Regions from separate parts of the Homo sapiens genome. Here all the other regions are linked to region 3. Evidence: chromatin loops called from intact Hi-C (ENCODE). Cell type or tissue: CD4-positive, alpha-beta T cell. All regions are shown on one strand. Links, peaks and the distances in the headings refer to the core of each region. The heading gives the core; the rest is flanking DNA. Region 1 overlaps RPTOR (regulatory associated protein of MTOR complex 1). Region 2 overlaps RPTOR (regulatory associated protein of MTOR complex 1). Region 3 overlaps RPTOR (regulatory associated protein of MTOR complex 1).

Evidence for each region. Peaks named below come from ENCODE experiments on the same cell type or tissue, not always from the same donor. Only the 100,000 strongest peaks of a DNase experiment are listed, where the experiment ranks them.
Region 1: it touches region 3 in a loop (3-fold over the local background); 6 of 110 quality-filtered maps call a loop at or near these places.
Region 2: a loop joins it to region 3, with 2.1 times the contacts of the local background. A loop is called at or near these places in 3 of 110 quality-filtered maps.

What each region holds. Positions count from the first base shown.
Region 1 is chr17:80,573,043-80,579,631 of GRCh38, forward strand. All of the region lies in intron 1 of RPTOR (regulatory associated protein of MTOR complex 1), which reads left to right. All of the region lies in intron 2 of LOC105371922 (a long non-coding RNA gene), which reads right to left. Among named protein-coding and RNA genes, the nearest start is that of RPTOR, 31 kb to the left of the region's middle. RefSeq lists an enhancer at 2,307-2,601. In CD4-positive, alpha-beta T cell, for the core only: CTCF peaks have their summits at 2,472 (motif pointing left) and 2,683; a DNase peak (open chromatin) is centred at 2,469.
Region 2 is chr17:80,611,005-80,617,593 of GRCh38, forward strand. The region is part of intron 1 of RPTOR (regulatory associated protein of MTOR complex 1); the gene reads left to right. Among named protein-coding and RNA genes, the nearest start is that of RPTOR, 69 kb to the left of the region's middle. RefSeq lists enhancers at 2,443-2,944, 2,945-3,444, 4,962-5,462, 5,463-5,963. In CD4-positive, alpha-beta T cell, for the core only: no CTCF peak of the experiment used is centred there; no DNase peak of the experiment used is centred there; H3K27ac peaks cover 1,474 bases.
Region 3 is chr17:80,661,821-80,668,409 of GRCh38, forward strand. All of the region lies in intron 3 of RPTOR (regulatory associated protein of MTOR complex 1), which reads left to right. Among named protein-coding and RNA genes, the nearest start is that of RPTOR, 120 kb to the left of the region's middle. RefSeq lists an enhancer at 1-87. In CD4-positive, alpha-beta T cell, for the core only: no CTCF peak of the experiment used is centred there; DNase peaks (open chromatin) are centred at 2,031 and 3,371; H3K4me3 peaks cover 1,151 bases; H3K27ac peaks cover 1,941 bases.

The DNA.
Region 1 (6,589 bases), core at 454-5,453, 89 kb before region 3:
GAAAAGCTCATCCTTCTTCCTCAGTTGCAGTGCTCTGTCGTAGGCCAAGTAGGTCTGTTTGGGACTTGCTGTTTATCCCATTGATCTGCTGGTGTCATTGGTCAGCCCTAGCACCACTCTGTCTGCTTTAATTACTAGGGCTTTATAAAAAATGTGTGAAGGAAGCACTTGTTTTTCTTGAGAATGTCTTGGCTATTCTTGTTCTTTTGTTCTTCATATAGGTTTAACAATTAGCTTGACGAGTTCAAAGAAAGAAAATTTGGGGGGTATTTGATTGGGATTGCACTGAGCCTATACATCAATTTGGACAGATTTGATATCTTTTCAGAATTGAGACTTCTGGTCCACACACATGGCATATCTCTTATTTAGATAGGTCTTCTTTAATTTCCCTGAATTAAGTTATATGCTTTTCCCTGTAGAGGTGTTGCCCATCTTTTGTTGGAATTCTTTTAAGTACTTGATATTATTTTGATGCTGTCCTAAGAGGCAACTTTAAAAAATTTAAGTTTTTAGCCTGTTATTTGGTAGGTATATAAGAGTAAAAATTATTTTTTATATTGCTTTATATGCAGCATTCATGATATCTCCATGTCATCAGGAGCCCTGGCAGCCATGCACACAGCTTCCTGCCCCCTTGATCCTGAAGAGTGTGTAAGGCTGCTGGGGATCGGATGCAGTTATGTAAGGGGTGTGGATGCAGAGGAGCCAGCCGTGGTTTCATGCTGGTCTTGAGTGTCATTCTAATCATGAGGCCACCTTACACCCCTCTACTCCAGGACATCCCACAGATCAGAAGGCTCATGGGAACCCAGATGGAGAACCAGCTCCTAGCACTGGCCTTCCCCATTTATCTTAACTGGTGCATTTCCAGGGCAGCAGGGCTGCAAGAGTCAGCCCTACAGCTGTCTGCCCACATGCCTGGGTCGGGGGAAGTTTTGGGCTTCATGTCAATTCTTGAGTTCCCGAGAGTTCGTGTCCAGGTTGGGAATAACTTGTCCCACAAATGCCTGGTAGAACTTGCCCATAAGGTCATGTAATCCGAAAGTGTTGTTTGTAAAAAAATTTTTAAAGTTCTGATTTAAGCTTTTAAGATGGTTTTTTTTTTCTTTTTTCTTTTTTTTTTTTTTTTTGAGACGGAGTCTCGCTCTGTCGCCCAGGCCGGACTGCGGACTGCAGTGGCGCAATCTCGGCTCACTGCAAGCTCCGCTTCCCGGGTTCACGCCATTCTCCTGCCTCAGCCTCCCGAGTAGCTGGGACTACAGGCGCCCGCCACCGCGCCCGGCTAATTTTTTGTATTTTTTTAGTAGAGACGGGGTTTCACCTTGTTAGCCAGGATGGTCTCGATCTCCTGACCTCATGATCCACCCGCCTCAGCCTCCCAAAGTGCTGGGATTACAGGCGTGAGCCACCGCGCCCGGCCGGTTTTTTTTTTCTTTTTGAGTCAGTTTTGGCAAGTTACATTTTAAGAAGACTTTGTCTATTTCATCTAGGTTTCAAATTTATAGGCATAAAGTTGTTTGTAACATCCTCTTGTGATCTTTTTAAAGTCAATGGGACTGTAGTAATGTTTCCTTTTTATTCCTGACATTGAGATTTGTGCGTCCACTCTTTTTTGTTGTTGTTTTTTTGAGACAAGATCTTGCTTTGTCACCCAGGCTGGAGTGCAGTGGTGCGATCATGGCTCACTGCAGCTTTGAACTCCTGAGCTCAAGCGGTCTTCCCCGCTTAGCCTCCCAAGTAGCTGGGACTACAGATGTGTGCCACCAAGCCCAGCTTATTTAATTTTTTTTTTTTTTTTTGTAGAGACAGGGTCTTCTTATGTTTCTTAGGCTCATCTTGAACTCCTTGGCCTCGAGTGATCCTCCTGCCCTGGCCTCCCAAAGTGCTGGGATTACGGATGTGAGCCACCATGCCTGGCCCCCTAGTTTATTTTATATCTTATTATTTCCTTTTTTCTACTTTCCTTGGGTTTGTTTTATTACCTTTTCCGCCATTCTTGAGGGGGAGATTCTTGAGATGAGTACTTACCTTATTAGTTTTCAGCCATTTGTCTTTTCTAGTGTATGCACTTAGCATTTAGAAATGTAAATGCTTAATGGCATTCAACAAGTAGTAGTTTTTAAAAATATATTTATGTATTTCAGAGACGAGGTCTCCCTGTGTTACCCAGGCTGGTCTTGAATCCTGGCTCCTTCCGCCTTGGCCTCCCAAAGTGCTGGGATTATAGGCATGAGCCACCATGCCTGGCTGGATATACAGTATTTTTGTTCAGTTCAAATTATTCTCTAAATTTTATTTTGACTTGATCAATTTATTATTTAAAAGTGTTGTAATTTTTAAACATAGAAGACTTTTTCTAGGATTTATTTTTGATTTCTTAATTGCATTTTGATCAGTAGACGTCTGTCAGCAGGGCAGTAGCAGGTGCACCGCACGTCTGTAGGGGGAGCCATCCACACCGTTGCCATGTGCGAATGGCGCCCCCTCGTGTTGTGGATGGTGTAGGTTGCACCGCTGTGTGCACACGTGTGCATACATGCATGCACACGCTTGGAATTTCAGCTGCTCTGTCCCTTATAGGCCCGTGCGTGGTCAGTTTTTGTAAATGTTCCCTGTGTACTTGAACACGATGCGTGTCTACAGCTGTTGGTGCCACCTTTTATACGTGTCCATTAAGTCAAATATTTTATTTGTGGTGTACAAATCATTTACACTTTACTGATTTTTTTGACTGTTTCTATCAGTAACAGAGAGGTGTATTAACACTTCTCACCATCATTGTAAATATGTCTATTCTCCTTATTAGACATATTTAGATAGAATTCTCTGCCCATTTGTGCTTCATTTATATTTTGAGGCCATATTGTTGTAAAACTGTTGTATCTTCCTGGTAAATTGGAGTCTATATTGTTGTAAAGTGACTCTTTATCCCTAATAAAACTTTTTGCCTTACAGTCTGTTTTGTCTCAGGATAGTTACACCAGTTTTCTCTTGGTTAGTGTCAGTCTTGTTTATTTGTCCTTTTATATAAGTCAACACTTCTGTAGCCTTGTATTTTTCATATGTCTCCTATAAACAGCTTGTAGTTGGATTAAAACAGATCAGTCTGATGATTTTTGTCTTTCAGTTGGAGCACTTAGTCTACTTACAGCCATTGGGGCCTAAATCTGCCATCTCTTTTGTGCTTTCTATTTGTCCTTCCTGTAATGTTTTTTTAAATGCCTTTTTATAGATTGAAAATATTTAATTTCTTCCCTTTTACTATTTTTGAAGCAGTGCACTGTTTTTCTCTTGTAATGGTTTCTTAGAAATTACAGTAGGAATACTGAAAAAAGTACAACGTCCGTCATGACCTTTATTCTTTTCTTAGACAACCCAAGACTTAGGAAATTATTTAATCCGTTTGTTTCTTGTATGTGAGTATTGCTGTGTACAGTATTTTATTTTTAACATCCCAAGTTACCATCCTTGTTTTCGGCAGTCATTGTTCTTTCAGGCTGATGCACATGCTTTTGACTCTTCGCTCTCCTTTCCTTTAGCGTCTCAGAACTTTCCTATGGGGCCACCTACTTTGACTGAAAGACTTCAGAATTCTTTTCTCATGACGGTCTACTGATGCCACATTCACTTCGTTAGTCTGAAAATATCTTTTTTGTTTGTGTGTTTTTGTTTTTTTGAGACAGGGTCTCGCTCTGTTATCCAGGCTAGAGTAAAGTGGCATGACCTTGGCTCACTGCAACCTCCACCTCCTGGGTTCAAGCCATCCTCCCAACTCAGACTGTTGTGTAGCTGGGACAGCAGGTGTGTACCACCACACCCAGCTAATTTTTGTATTTTTTGTAGAGACGGGGTTTTGCCCTGTGGCCCAGGCTTGTCTCGAACTCATGGGCTCAGGCGATCCACATACCTTGGCCTCCCAAAATGCTGGGATTACAGGCGTGAGCTCCCATGCCTGGCCTCTGAAAATGTCTTTATTCAGTCATAATTCTTTTTTTTTTTTTTTGAGATGAAGCTTCGCTCTTTTTGCCCAGGCTGGAGTGCAGTGGCACGATCTCAGCTCGCTGCAACCTCTGCCTCCCAGGTTCAAATGATTCTCCAGCCTCATCCTCCCAAGTAGCTGAAATTACAGGCATGCACCACCATGTCTGGCTAATTTTGTATTTTTAGTAGAGATGGGTTTCACCGTGTTGGTCAGGCTAATCTTGAACTCCTGACCTCAGGCAATCCATCTGAACTGGCCTCCCAAAGTGCTGTGATTATAGGCATGAGCCACCACACCCGGCCTCAGTTGTCATTCTTGAAAGGTATTTTTCCTAGGGATGGAATTCTAGAGTGATGTTTTCTTTTAGACTTTGAGGACAGCTGGGACCTACAGGTGCATGCCACCACACCTGGCAAGTTTTACATTTTTTTTATAGAGCTAGGGTCTTCCTATGTGGCCCAGGCTTGTCTTGAACTGCTGGGCTCAAGCAGTCCCCCTGCCTCGGCCTCCCAAAATGCTGGCATTAGAGGCGTGAGCCATTGCGCCTGACTCTCCAGCTTATTTACAGTCCTTTCCACGGAAGTCACTGAAGAATTGGATAAGTGTACAGTCTATACTTTTCATCAAGCAATAGATAAAGAGGTAGCAGCAGGGTGTCATGGCCAGGGTGTCAAACTGTGTGGAAGCTGCAGTCCAGCTCTGGAGCTGGGCTTCATGCCCATCTCCAGTGCCATTCTCTTCGAAGGGCCTTGGACCTGCAGCCTTCCTGGAGGGAGAGGGTGAATAGCCAAGATGCAGAATGGGCTTTCTTTGTAATCTGGAAGACCTACGCTTAATGAAGCAGTGTCAGTTTGAACACTTCTTAGGCTTATGCAAACATGTTTAGGTTATTTTAGCTGATTGAAGGCAAAATATGGCCTGACGCTGTGATGTGCGGCGCAGTCAAATGCGTCAGACCCTGGCTGTGTTCACAGAGTGCAGCATCCAGACTGAGGGCGGAGATAGCCTCTCTGCTCATGAGCTGTCTCTAAAGAAGCGCCCTCTTTAAAAAGATTGCACGTTACATTGGAATTTATTCAAGGTGCGTGGCTGAGATAGTGAAGGGATGCAAACCGTCATCTGAGGAACTTAAGTCAGGGAGCTGGGTTGTTTAGTGTGGAGTAAAGGATCTTTCATGAGTGAGTGGTTGGGGGGGTGGTACATTTCACTCCAGATGTCAACAGTCATTGCGATGTTGGCACTGCTTTGGTCCTGAGTTTCAAGGGAGGAAATTGAAGGCTTGAGAGGTGAAGTAATTTGCAGAAGGTCCCCTGAACTCAGGCCTGACTGTCTCCAAAGTGGCGTGTCAGCTGAGGGAACACAGGGTATCTTGCAGTCGTGATTTCTGATCAACACAAGCTGTCCAGCTTCCCAACATGGCCAAACAACAGGACAGACGTGGCTGCTTTCCGTGGGCTCTGTTGCTTCTGATTTATGTGTGTCTTTTCTCTTTGAGTTGAAGCATTAGAAGGTGTATCCACCAAGATCCAGTAAAGAAGACAGAAAACACACCAGGTATCTCAACCAAGCGGATTTAGGTGGGGAACTGGTTTTACAGGCTTTCGAGGGGCTGAAAGGGCCAAAAGGAAACCTTGACTGAGACGGTAACTACAGGAGGCAGGTGCTGCTGCTAGGGCTGGGGGAACAAATAGAAGAGGCTGGAGTTACTTAAATCTAGATGGCTAGAGAAGGGACCCAGTGAGCTGGGGCTTGGGCCACTGAGGTAGGGACACAGCCTGGCGCTTGCTGGCACCGCTGCTAAGTGCACAGTGCAGGGGCCTGGGAGCAGAAGGAAGCAGGAGGGCATGGGGGCGGCCGGCAGCTGGGAAGGGAACCATCCTCCCTCCTCGCCTGCCAGCCTCCCTGGAGGGTGCTGGACAGGTTTGAACTTCATGTGGTAGCAGTAATTTTAAGGTTTTGTTTTGTCCCCTTGCAACTCTCCTTACTTGCTTTGTCCCCTTGCAACTTATAACTACCTTACACAGGTACTCTGCATTGGTACTCTGCACAGGTACTCGGGGTTATTATTTACATATGGGATCTGAGCCTCCTGTGCTTTGCCCGAGTTAGGGCCTCAAGGACTTTGTGGATCCCTTCCTGATCTTTTATTTATTTATTTGTTTATTTATTTATTTATTTATTTTGAGATGGAGTTTCGCTCTTGTTGCCCAGGCTGGAGTGCAATGGTGCGATCTCGGCTCACCGCAACCTCCGCCTCCCGGGTTCAAGCGATTCTTCTGCCTCAGCCCCCTGAGTAGCTGGGATTACAGGCATGCACCACCACTCTGGCTAATTTTGTATTTTTAGTAGAGGCAGGGTTTCTCCATGTTGGTCAGGCTGGTTTCGAACTCCCGACCTCAGGTGATCCGCCTGCCTCAGCCTCCCAAAGTGCTGGGATCATAGGCGTGAGCCACCATGCCCGGCCCTTCCTGATCTTTATGGCAAGAGGTTTTTGCCACAACAACACTTCACACCTGACTGAAGCCCAGAGAAGCCCACGTCACGATGGCTGGAGGCAAGGAAGAGGATCTAGTCTTTTCTCTCTCCCAGAGGCGGGAGCCTTAT
Region 2 (6,589 bases), core at 993-5,992, 50 kb before region 3:
TGGAAACTAATTTCAAGCAATAGATTGCATTTTTCCTGGGAGTCTTGTGGTCAGTTTTGTTTTTCCAATGCAGATTGCCTCCAAATCTTTATTTTGAAAACTTTTCACACAATTGGAAGACCTGAAAGAATGGTACCATGAACACCTCACACTCACCACTTTGACACAAGGCTTGTTTGCATTTTGTCGTATTTGCTCTTTCTGTCACACTTTTGTTTGTTTTTGAATCATTTGAAAGTAAGTAGCACATGTTATTATTATTATTATTATTATTTGAGATGGAGTCGCACTTTGTTGCCCACGCTAGAGTGCCGTGATGCGATCTTTGCTCACCGAAACCTCTGCTTCCTGAGTTCAAGTGATTCTCCTGCCTCAGCCTCCTGAGTAGCTGGGATTATAGGCACGCACCACCACACCCAACTAATTTTTTATTTGTACTTCTAGTAGAGAGGGGGTTTCACCATGTTGGCCAGGCTGGTCTTGAACTCCTGACCTAAAGTGATTTGCCCAACTCGGCTTCCCAAAGTGTTGGGGTTACAGGCGTGAGCAGGAGTGAGCCACCATGCCTGGCTAGTGATTTTCTTCCTGAATACTCCTGCACACATCTCATAAGAATTCAAACATCATTCACCCGTCTAACCATAATACCAATATCACTCCTAAGAAAATTGACCATACTTCCACAATATTATCTAAATAGTTCGTCTATATTGAAATTTCTTCAGCTGTTTCAATAACATCTTTTATAGCTGTTTTTTTTTTTTTAAAAAAAACAAAATCTACTCATTATGTTTGTTTCTTTAGTCTTTTCTAAATGCAGAGGTTTTTCCCCCCCTGTAAATGACACAGACTTCTTGTGGAAGGGTCCTGCTGCTTGTGTTGGAGAATGTCCCACTTAGGTTTTGCTGAGTGTTTCCTCATGGCATCATTTCACTTGTCTTTTCATTCCCTGCATTTCCTGCAAACTGGAAGTTCAATCTAGAGGTTTGATTGTATCCACATTAAGTCTTTTTGGCAAGAACGCTTCATAAGTGTTGTTGATGACTTCACATTGCATTACACCAGGAAGTGATCAGTCTTTAACTTAGAAGATTTGCTCTCACTCTAAAATAGGATAGTTTTAAAAATAGGCATCTTTTTTAAGGGAAGTGTTCTCACTCTTTCACCCAGGCTAGAGTACAATGGTATCATCATAGCTCACTGTAACCTCTAACTCTTGGGCTCGAGTGATCTTCACACCTTACCCTCCCACGTAGCTGGGACTACAGGTGTGCACCACTATGCCTGGCTAATTAAAAAATTTTTTTGTAGAGACAGGGTCTTGCTGTGTTGCCCAGGCTGGTCTTGAACTTTTGAGCTCAACAGATCCTCCCACCTAGACCTCCCAAAGTGCTAGGATTGCAGGTGTGAGCCACTGTTGGGCCTAATATATGAATCTTAATGTTTACTCTGTCTTCACACATAACTGATTGTCTAGTTATTAAATTCTGTGTTGTAAATCTGACTTGCTTAGCTTCCAGTGTCGAATTATCTGAAGCCATTCTGATTTTCAGCCTTTGCTTTGTGGCTCATTTGTTCTCTGAAGCCTGTGTCTTATGTACAAAGAAAGGTGTAAATACTCTTCTTCGACTTTTAATTGAAACTGATTTGGAAATCATTTGTCACAACCTGGGCAACATAGCGAGATCTTGTCTCTACAAAAAATACAAAAAAACTAGCTTGGTGTGGTGGCACCCACTTGTGGTCCTAGCTACTTGGGAGGCTGAGGTGGGGGCATCACCTGAGCCCAGGAGGTTGAGGCTGCAGTGAACCGTGATCACGCCACTGCACTCCAGCCTGGGAGGCAGAATGAGACTTTGTCTCAAAAACAAACAAACAAAACTTTTGTCAAAGATGTAAGGCCATAATGTGGATGGAAATTTTAAGGGGAAAGTAAAATATATAAGCGTGTATGTATAGTTATAAAAAGAACCTAAAGCATCTCAAAGTCCATAGTCCGTCAGCATCAGCGTCTGTCCACAGAGCCAGGGTCCCCCCTTGGATGCATCTCCTGTAAGATGAAGGCCCCCCTGCCCTGGTGTGATGTGTGGCCTTCAGTGATCATCATCATCCTGTCCGAGAGTCCTGCTGGCTCTGCTTGGAGAACCTGGCCACTTTCCTGCCTCTGCTCCTGGCAGCCTCCGTGGCCCGTCACTTCTTGTTTGCCTGTGAATTCTCTCTCCAGACTCGAGTGACACTTTGCCTTGCAAAGCTTTCCCCAGTGCTGTCAGACAGGGTTAGTTCTAAGTCTTTCCTGGGAGATCTGTGGCACTCTGGGCATTTCTGGAAGGAAACTTATGTGTGTCTCTTGTCCCTGGAAGGGACAGGGCACATCTTGTTCATCAGGGCACCGCAGCCCCAGGACCTGACTCTGATGCCACAAGCATTTAATGAAGACGTTCAAAGTGAACATTCAGAATCTCTGTCTCTTCATACTTCTTTTCTTGTGCTTATATTTAGTATGTAGTAACATTCATATATGGACACTTTCAAGAACTAACAGGACACAGGTGCTGTCTATGGTTGAATGACGCTGTGTTGGACTCGGGCTGGGCTGTGTGTTGTGTGGACACAGGTGCTCTCTATGGTTGAATGAAGTGGTGTTGGACTCGGGCTGGGCCGCGTGTTGTGTGGACACAGGTGCTCTCTGTTGTTGAATGAAGTGGTGTTGGACTCGGGCTGGGCCGCGTGTTGTGTGGACACAGGTGCTCTCTATGGTTGAATGAAGTGGTGTTGGACTCGGGCTGGGCCACGTGTTGTGTGGACACAGGTGCTCTCTGTTGTTGAATGAAGCGGTGTTGAGACTCGGGCTGGGCCGCGTGTTCTGGATAAGTGGCTGTGGAGCACGATGAAGCGTCTATCGCAGCATCATCTCTGCACCCAGATGTGGCCGTGCTGAGTGGATTCCTGCCCCAGATCTTGGGAAGAAGGTTGGCTTTCCTCCTGGTGTTGGTGGAAGGCCTCCCCGGCGACACTGCTGCACTCCACTGGGGCCTTTCATTGTCCTGTCCCTTCCTGACAAGGAAATGGCTGGACACTCTCTTCATGTCAGCACCCCTAGGTGCTGGGGGCTCAAAGATAAGCCAGGCCTGGAAGACCCACCCAGAGCCAGGGGAGCCCACCCCCAATACACATACTCACCAAGCCACATGCTGCGGTTGGGGGTCCCAGAGGTGTGCTCAGGCCAGCCTGTGGGGACAGCAAAGTGGCCTCCCCGAGAAGGGGGCCTGTCCTCAGTGTTTCAGAGGCCTCACCTTGTCTCATGCTTGAAATATTTCCTGAAGAATGCCATTTTTGAAATTTATTTTCTAAAGAAAAAAAATCCAAATATTGAAAGGCTCTGCTTGAATTTTTGTCAACAATTACTATATCAAGAAAATATTTCTGATTTAGGTGGCTCCTTCAGAATATCTGATTCCTGTGTTGGCTTCTGCGTTGCCTTTGCAGGCCTGTGTCTGTAGGTGAGGTTTTCCTGTTCAGATGGAGCTCTGTGGTGGTAAATGTGGCCTTCCTTGTTTTATGTTACGTGTTTCTCTCAACTTCATGAGATCAGACCAGATAGAGAATGTTAAAGAAAAAATATTTCGGGCAATTAGAATTGCAAGAATGTCAAGAAGAAATATGTGTAGTGAATAGCAGGCTGTAGAAACCATCTCACTGCTCAGATCTTAAAATCTGTAGCCAAGAGAGGCTTTGAAGCACCCAGGGAAGATGCATGTGCCACTCTGCATTTTGTAAAATTCTGAACCATGGACTTTATTGTAGTGCTCGCTTTGCCGACAGCTGCTTTAGTCGTCGATAATCCCCAAGGATACTTGCGTGTGCTGTTGCCTTCGTCACCAGGACTTGGAGGAAACTGCAGTGTTGCTATTTGTTATTTCACGTTGATATTTCCTTCCACCTTTGGCCTTGTCCTGCGGTAATTCCTCATTTAGGATTCCTTTGAATAGTTGGGTCATGGGGAGAGTTCTGACGTTATTTTACTAAGGTGAGGTTTGCTAAGCCATCATTCTTACGTAGATGGCAGAAAAAGCCATTCGGAGAAAATATCTGAGTCTGTTCCCGCCAGGTTAAATAGAAAGGGGATTTGCCAAGGATCTCCAGAAGACCCGAGAGCCGGTCCCTGACGTTATGGTAGGCTTCAAGGGGGCTTCTGTAGCTGCTGAGCAACTGAGACAGTGGAGGAGTCCTAGAAGACCTGCCACCGCCTCCTGAAGAGCCAGGTGCCTCTGCCACACAGCTCACAGGGTGCTCACCTCCCTGTGGAACGGGGGCCTCGAGTCTCAGGGTCTAGAATTGGATCTTGTAGGTGCATCTGATCATAGGAACCCAGGTCACATGCTGGCCCCTTAGCTGCAGGAGTCAGGACACAGTCTTTTTTTCCCCACCTTAGTAAGCTATGAACCGTAGCATAAGAAATTGTCAAATATATGGAAGGTGTTAAGAAGATTATGGGGAACTACAGATGGCAGATGTCTGCCGTGGTTCCCCATGGGGCATCTTAATGGACGGCTTATTACTAGGTTTTCAGCTGTGCAAGACCTTTGATTCACCCATGCCTTTCATCTCTGATACCCACTTAGCAGCACATGCTGTTACCTATTCTCTTTGAAATTGAGATTTCTTTCTTCCTTGTCCCATTCCACTCTTGCCACACCTAGCTCAGGCCTTCTTATTCCACCGTGACAGCTTCCTGGCTAATTTCCCTTCCTCCATTCTTTTTCTTCCCAAGTAAATGTTAGCCCTTGTCATTAATGTTAGACGTCATCTTCCTGAAAATATCCATTTAGCCAGGTTTATGCCGTGGCAGCTGCAGTGGGGCCCGGAGGCCTTTCTTCCAGGCCTCTGTTATTGGAATCCACCTCCCGCGTCTATTTGGAGCTATGGGGCCTTTGGAACGGCTTCATGAGATGCGTTGGCCCAAGCAGAAGGCTGGTACAGAAGCAGAACAAAGCTCTGAGCATTCTGAGAGTTTTCTGTTGAGAAATGCCATGGGCTTATGTCTTCAGCCTGCCTGGGAGCCCTGCATATTTTTACTTGCCTTGGGGTTGATTTGATGAAGCCTGTACCATGGGTAACATATTGCTGGATAATGAAGAGTGGAAGGAAAATTAGCCCTGAATGAATGACTCAGTCCCATGATAATGTGGCTAATTTTAATTTGCATCAGGAATAGTAAAGCTGTGGCCCAGTGTGTTATCAAATAAATCTCTAAACAGCCTTGAAATCAATCCATTTATTGAAAATTGAAAATCTTTTTTTTTTTTTTTTTTTTTGAGACGGAGTCTCACTCTGTTGCCCAGGCTGGAGTGCAGTGGCACGATCTCAGCCCACTGCAACCTCTGCCTCCCAGGTTCAAGCAATTCTGCCTCAGTCTCCCGAGTAGCTGGGATTATGGGTGCACACCACCACGCCTGGCTAATTTTTGTGTTTTTAGTAGAGATGGGGTTTCACCATATTCGCCAGGCTGGTCTCGAACTCCTGACCTCGTGATCTGCCTGCTTCGGCCTCCCGACGTGCAGGGATTATAGGCATGAGCCACCGCACCCGGCCTGAAAGTTGAAAATCTTGTTCCATGAAATAAATTTTAGAAAATTAGCCAGACATGGTGGCGCATGCCTGTAGTCTGAGCTACTCGGGAGGTTGAGATGGGAGGATCCGTTTGAGCCCTATTGAAGCAATAGGCTTCACTTTGTATCTTGAACTGGGAAGGAGTGGAGAAAAAAAAAATATTAGAGCCCTTTGCTATACTTACTTTACGAAGACCAATTATTTGTTGGTTTTTAAGGACCAGAGTTCCCAGGAGTAAGTGAAACACGACTCGATCTCTTAAGTGTGCCCAATACTGCCAGCACAACATTCCTCACACCGGTCCAGCTTGCTAGTTACCTTGGATACTCGCCCAAGCTTCAGCTGACTGCGCAGGTTATTTTCTATATCTTCAGGGTATAAAAACAGTTGTATAGACATACATGCACAACCATGAAAAAAATTTTTGACTATTGTGGTAAAGTCATTTTTATCCCCACTTCTGCCCCCCCATGCTTATAGAAATAACATGTTTATGGTAGATGGAAAGTGCATACACAGAAGGGCCAGGTACAAAGAAGAAAAGAAGAATCATCCACGTTCCTCTGAAGAGGTCAGAATCACTCATGACATCTTGTGTTTTCATTTGGTACGACCTTATATTTGGAATCACAGTTGTGGGTACAGTTTTGTACCCTCCTCTTTTCAGTTATGTTTGAGCATGTCCTGTGCCATTTAATATTCTTTGAGAACATATTTTTTAAACAGCTCTACTGAGATACAATTCACATACCCCAGAGTTCACCCATTTACCAACAGAGTTCACCAACAGTTGCAATCTGAAAGTATGTTTTTGTAAAGGACATATACTATTTTATCATGTAACACTGTTTAATATACGCCATTTAATTATGCCCTTCAACGTGGAATTTTAGGCTTCCATAGGATACAGTTTATCGTATTTAGATTTTATGCTGTTGAATGACTTGGAATTAATTTGTAAGTGTAGAGAAAAATGAAT
Region 3 (6,589 bases), core at 401-5,400:
TGAACGGAGTTGCCGCGAGTCTCGTGGCATTTGGACCCTGCACCGCTCGAGATTCACTGCGCTGCACACCAGGGCCTCGGTAATTCAGTCAAAACAACAGATTTAGAGGTGTACAGAAAGGGCCATTCTATTTTCCATTTTGTATATTTCATGTCTCTTTAAATCTCTTAAAGCTTAGAACACCCGTTTTTCATATGCCTTTCTAAAAACTTTTTTCCAGGCGATTTTTAGATGCTATTTATGTGTAGTAAAATGCGTAGATCTTGAGTGTTTAGTCTGATGAGTTTTGACAGTTGTATCCTCCTGCTTAATCACACTCAAAGCAAGATGGAGATCATTTCCACTCCCCAGAAAGCTCCCTCAGCCCCCTTTCCAGTCAGTTTCTCCTGGCCGAGGCCAGCCGCCTTCTGCCTCCTATCACCAGAGGCTAGTTTTGCCCATGGAACTGAACGCCCCGATGAGTTCGTCTTGTCTGCTGCACAGACAAAACCAATTCACGGAGGCTGCAATATTGTAGTAAAGAAAGAATTTAACTCAAAGCCTTGCAGGTGGAAGGACGGGAGTTTTATTATTACTCAAATCAGCCCCTCTGAGAACTCAGAGACTAGGGTTTTTATGGATAATTTGGTGGGCGGGGCTAGGGAGTGGGTGCTGCTGATTGGTTGGGGGGTGAAGTCATGGGGTGGGGAAAATGGTCTTCTGCACTGAGTCTGCCTCTGGGTGGGGCCACAGGATGGGTCCAGGTGGGGTCAGTTGGTTGCCAGAACGCAAAACTCTGAAAAACATCTCCAGTCTTAGGTTTTGTAATGTGTTGTTTTCTACAGGAGCAATTGGGGAAGTCGCAAATTTTATAACCTGGCCACGACTCCCGAGCAGCAAGGAATTATAGAAAGGCAAGCTAGGGATGATGGCTGGGTATCATTAGTGACATCTACATCTTAGCAGAATTCAGGCCCCTCACATAATCCTAATCTCATGGCCTTTCATAGTCTTACAAAGGTGGTTTCAGTCCCTGAACCAGGAGGGGACCAGTTTTAGGGAGGGACTGTTATCATCCTTGCTTTAAAGTTCAACTGCAAACTAAATTCCTCCCATGGTTAGCTGTGCCTGCATCCGGGAATGGGTGAGGGCAGCCGCCTGTGAGGTTAGGAGGGAGGTGGAATCAGCCTTGCCAGCCTTTTCTCCCTGTCATAATCTTGCCCAGGTGGCCTCACTTATTTTTTACCTTTTTCTACAGTGACCACATGTGATGTATTCTTTTGCTCTTGCGTTTGGCCTCGTTCACTCAGGGTGAGGCTTCTGAGACTCGTCCGGGCGGCAGCTCATTGCTGGGTGTCCCGGAGCCTGCACATCCACGCAGGGTGCATCCACCCTCCCTCTCCCACAGGTTCACGCTGCACCTGTTTCCAGTGACTGGCTTTTAGGGATAAAGCTGCCATGAGTGTTGGGGTGCAAGTCTTGTGTGGACCATATATTTTTATTTCTCTTGAGTGTATGGGATTGCAGGTCATTGGGTGGTTGTATGTTTCCAGTTACATTTTGCAAGCCACTCTAAATTGACAAAAATGACAAAAATCATCTCTTTCTTTGCAAAGCCAGGCAATCTGCAGAGGAATCTTTATTTACAGTTTCCTCCAGCACTCTGGAGACATGGAAGCGTAGGCATCAGTGAGCTGGGAGGTATTTGGTTGTCTTTGAATGAATTATTAGGTGAGATATTGACATTATTTCCCCTCAAACAGTCCACATTCCTGAATGGCAGGGAGTGAAGGCAGCCTGTGCTTATGTTTGTGCTTATTATGGAGTGTGCACGTGGATCTATTTACCGTGTGGAAAATAATAGAATGAATTGCTTTTACACATTACTGGGCTTAAGAAATGGAAGGTGACATAGCCTTTGAAACCCCCTCTGAGCCCCTCCCCAGTCACAGTCCCCTCTGTCTTCCTGAGCTCACCCTGTCCTGATTGGGCCTTGTGCCTTCCTCTGCTTGAGACTGGTTCTGTGCGTGTGCGTGTGTGCAAGCAGGTGTGTGCACAAGATGGGCTGGCCTGCCCTGCTTTGGCACGGAAGCATCCTCCGCTGGGTGTTTGTTCTGAGGCTCATCTCACAAGGATCTGGGTCCTCAGGCTCCCACTGCTCTGCATCTTCCCCGTGACAGCCGCGTGGGCATTTGCTCTTGACCCTGTGGTGGCTGAGACAGAAACCTTGGAGGAGTCACTCACTTCTGTTGGAGCAAAATGCAGGCCTCCTCCAGGGCTGCGTCTGGGAGGGACTTGGGTGGTGGAGTGTTTATGACTTAGCGCAGAGGGCTCTTACGTGCAAACCATCTTGGCTGTGGAGCGCCCTGTTGCCTGGAAGGTCTGCCTTCTCATGGGGGCTGGGCTTCCAGACTCCTGAAATGTGCTGTGAGGCTTCCTATTCTTTCTTAATGATTAAAAATACGATTTCTTCTTTAATGCCCAGCACAAATGCATTTAGCTGTGTTTATTTTTTTCCCTAAGTAACAGAAGCAATCCTGAGAAAATAATTCTTACACTCAGTATTGATTCTCTGCTTCATGTGCTAGGGTGTTCCCCCTCCCACTGAAGTTGCTGCTGCTTCACCCTCTCCTCCTCGATGGCCTACCATCCTGCAGCCTCGCTCCCTGCGCCTGCCCCCTTCTCCTTCTCCTCCTTCCCCTTTCAGTGCTTGCTCTTCCCTCCTTTCCTTCTTCTCTTCCTCACCCCACTCTTCCCCCTTTTCTCCTCCTGCCTCTCTTTCCACCTCCTCCTCCGTCCCTGCTGGTCTCCTAAGAAGCACTTAGTAGCACTCAGAATCCTTGACCTTGGCAGGCTTGGGAAGTGTTGGTTAATGAAGGGATGTGAAGACGAAGGGAGTCTGAGTCTCCAAAGGAATCATGGCTGTTGGGAGTTTGCTTGATTAGGAGATGGGCCGTTTATTACAATGTGAGTTGTTAACTCTAAAGTGCCTGAGATAAATTTATAGTGTTTATTTGCTTCAGAAGGAGTTGGATTTTTTCTTACAAAGTGAAATATACTTTTCTAAATTTTATGTTTATATAAACATAATTTATGTTGTTATAGTTTTAATCTGCATTACTCCTCAAAAGGAACAAAAATGTTTTGGCTTTTTTCTCCCTGAGCTGCAGAGACCTTTTTCTCCTGCTTCTGTCCTCTGTATTCTCCCCACCCCTTTCTCCCTCCTTTCTTCCCTCTTTTTAATCTGTCAATTAAAATATTTGAAAGGATATCACTGAGATCTTTGGGCAAGGACTTTACCTGTTTTTGCTGTTGTCAACCGAGGGTGCGGTGGCTCCTCCCACCTGCTGTCTCTGGTTTTTACTGGGCTTCCTCTCCATTATCCTAATTAGGTGGTTTGCCGGTTGTTACACATCAAAGACCTGAGTTTCCTGGCGAGGAGGGAGGGAGGCATGGGAGCCCCTCATTACCGGCGTGCATCCTAACCACACTGCTTGTTTTCTTCTTGAGAAAATTTTTTTCTTTTCTTTTCCCTTTCCTTTCCTTTCCTTTCCTTTCCTTTCCTTTCCTTTCCTTTCCTTTCCTTTCCTTTCCTTTCCTTTCCTTTCCTTTCCTTTCCTTTCCTTTCCTTTCCTTTCCTTTCCTTTCCTTTCCTTTCCTTTCCTTTCCTTTCCTTTCCTTTCCTTTCCTTTCCTTTCCTTTCCATGTCCTTTCCTTTCCTTTCCATGTCCTTTCCTTTCCTTTTCCTTTCCCCTTTCCTTTCCTGACAGAGTCTCGTTCTGTCACCCAGGCTGGAGTGCAGTGGCGTGATCTCGGCTCACTGCAACCTCCGCCTCCCAGGTTCACGCCATTCTCCTACCTCAGCCTCCCGAGTAGCTGGGACTACAGGCGCCCGCCACCATGCCCGGCTAATTTTTTTGTATTTTTAGTAGAGATGGGGTTTCACCGTGTTAGCCAGGATGGTCTCGATCTCCTGACCTCGTGATCCGCCCACTTTGGCCTCCCACAGCTGGGATTACAGGCGTGAGCCACCGCGCCCGGCCCCCCAAAAATTTTTCTTTAGAAATGATATAAAGTATGAAGAACTCTTGGAAGATCTTCGTCGGAAAGATGAAGGAAGTCTTGTTTGTCTCGTAACCCTGGAGGCCACTGAGTATCTCTCCCTCCCATCTGCCTGTGCCCGTGTATCCTGCGTCTGTTGTGAAATGTTTACCATGCCTTGACTGGGACTTGTGGGCTGAGCAGGGAGGACAAACGTTTTATTTTTAGTGACTGTCCCTCAAAGAGCTATACTTTCGATGCCTTTCAATATGAAATAGTAAAAATCTTGCCATTTGATATTACCTAAAATATTACTCTTCTCCAAAGTTGGTTTGCCAAAATAAATTATGTTTATTATCTACTCTTTCTCCTTGATATTATCTAAAATATTATTCTTCTCCAAAGTTGGTTTGCCAAAATAAATTACGTTTATTATCTACTCTTTCTTCTTGCTATGAGTTTAAGAAGACTCTTGTTCCCTCTCCCTCGATCAAGCCTGCTGCAGACACAGAAGATGGAGACTAGAAGAAGTGCTAGGACAAGCTACCGCTGTCTTCAGGGTGACCCTGAAGAGTTAGGTCCTTGCCGTGAGTATAGGTGAGGCCGAAACAAGTGACCCGGAATCTAATCACAGCCTGGGCAGAGTGTAGGAAGGGCGCAAGGATGAAAATGACTGCTTGGTTGGACGCAGCAAAATGTTGATTATTGGCCATATATGCGTCACTTTGCTAGTTGCTGTGGATATAACAATAAGTGATACCTCCTACTGGCAAAGAATTCTAAGTCTGATAGGGAAAATAAACATCATTCATTCATTCATTCAGCAAATGTTTATTGGGATTCCACTGTGCTTCAGCCTCTGTGAGCAGCGCCCAACATTGCCCCTGCTGTAGTGGTGCAGAGCCTCGTGGGGAGATGGGTGGCCGAGCAGTCCGAGAACCCACCTAAGGAGTGGATGGTAAACTGAGGCAGCGCCTTGAAAGGAAGAATGCTGTCTGTGAAGGGTGATGGCGAGTTCTCTTGACCAGAAGCCATGCGAATTACTGCCCGTGTCCTCTGATCGAGCCTTCTAGGCCACTACCGTATCCTCAGAGAAGGCTTTATAGTCCAGCCAACAGCACTCCAGGAATTGTCTACTCAAGGAATGCAGTAGGTGGCACTTGTTGAGTGCATTCTGTGTGGTTAGGACACTGATTCATCAGGGCCTGGATTTTCCCAATAACCCCGGGAGGAAGGCGTTCCCGTCTCCACGTCCCTTTCCCAGCGTGCCAGTGCTGATGGTAGGTTCTGCTGGATCCCTGCCCCGGTGCATGTTGATCTTTCCAGTACAGCTTGTTGCCCCCCAGGGAGGCAGGGAAGTAAGTCCATACCACATTGGAAGAGTTAGACGGGTCTTGGAGAGGCTGGAGGGGGACAGCCGGGGGAAGCTCCATAGAGGTGGTGACGTCTGAGCTGGGAGCGAAGGGAGACCAGGGCTGGGCAAGGTGGGCAAAGTGTGAGCAGACATTCCAGTGGAAGCCAGAGGAGCAGGCTGGACTCTGCATTTGTTCCTACTGGAATAAGGAACAGGTGTTTGAGTGGATACAGAATAAGGACTTGATCGCCTTCCTTGCTGACAAGTGCATCGTGAGGTGCTCTTTTTTCTACTCATCCCACTTTCGAAGTTTCTTTTTCTTGACTATTTTGACTTAAGATGCCCAGAGTTAATAAAGTTGCATAATTTATCTTCCCATTTAAAAGATGTCAGTGGAAGTCATAGCAAATAGTAAGCCCTTCGCACCCATGACCTTTGTTTAGCTGAGTCTCTTGGGACAAAGATAACAAGTTGTTGACACACGGGAGAGAATGTTAGTATTCTTTGTGGTTTCATGGGACAAATATGGAGGCTCCTTCATTTGCTTGATACTAACTGCAGTTTGGACTTAAGCCTGCAGAGGTGATTGGAAAGATTTTCAGTGAAATGAGTGGTGTAATTGTGATTGTGATAATGCAGGTGACTGCTTTTCATTCATTCGGTTCCCACCGGCAGCCTGGCATTTAGAAAAAAGTTAACCTTTCTGTGAAATCATTTTAGTGGGAAAATCCACAAGGGTCTGCCATTCTGTCAGCAACAAAAATGCCGTGGGCAGAACGACCTTCAGATGGGATTCTGGAACCACAGGGGGTTTAATGCAAACAGATGACATGGAAGCTGCACAGAGGAAACGTCTGGTTTCAGGCGCGGGCATCTAACCTGCCCTGTTCTTCAGTGCAGGTTTCAGATACCACAGCAGTAAACAGTTACCACATTTCCCTTAGTGTAGCAGGCCTGAGGGGTAGCGGAGAGGCAGGTTGGGCCTCCACTAGACAAAGTTTATCCTAGTGAGTTCTTTTGGGTTCAACTTGTCAAGGAGGGTGGCTACTGAGAGGTTGCCTGATAATCTCCAAGTTTCTTCCATCTCCATCCATTTTTACTCATTACTAGCCTTTATAAAGTACAGAGTGAGATAATTTTCATCATGTTCCTAGGCTGGCAGGCCTGGGTTCTAAGTATTACTTGAGGTCATAGAGCAGGCTTGTGTTCTTTGTA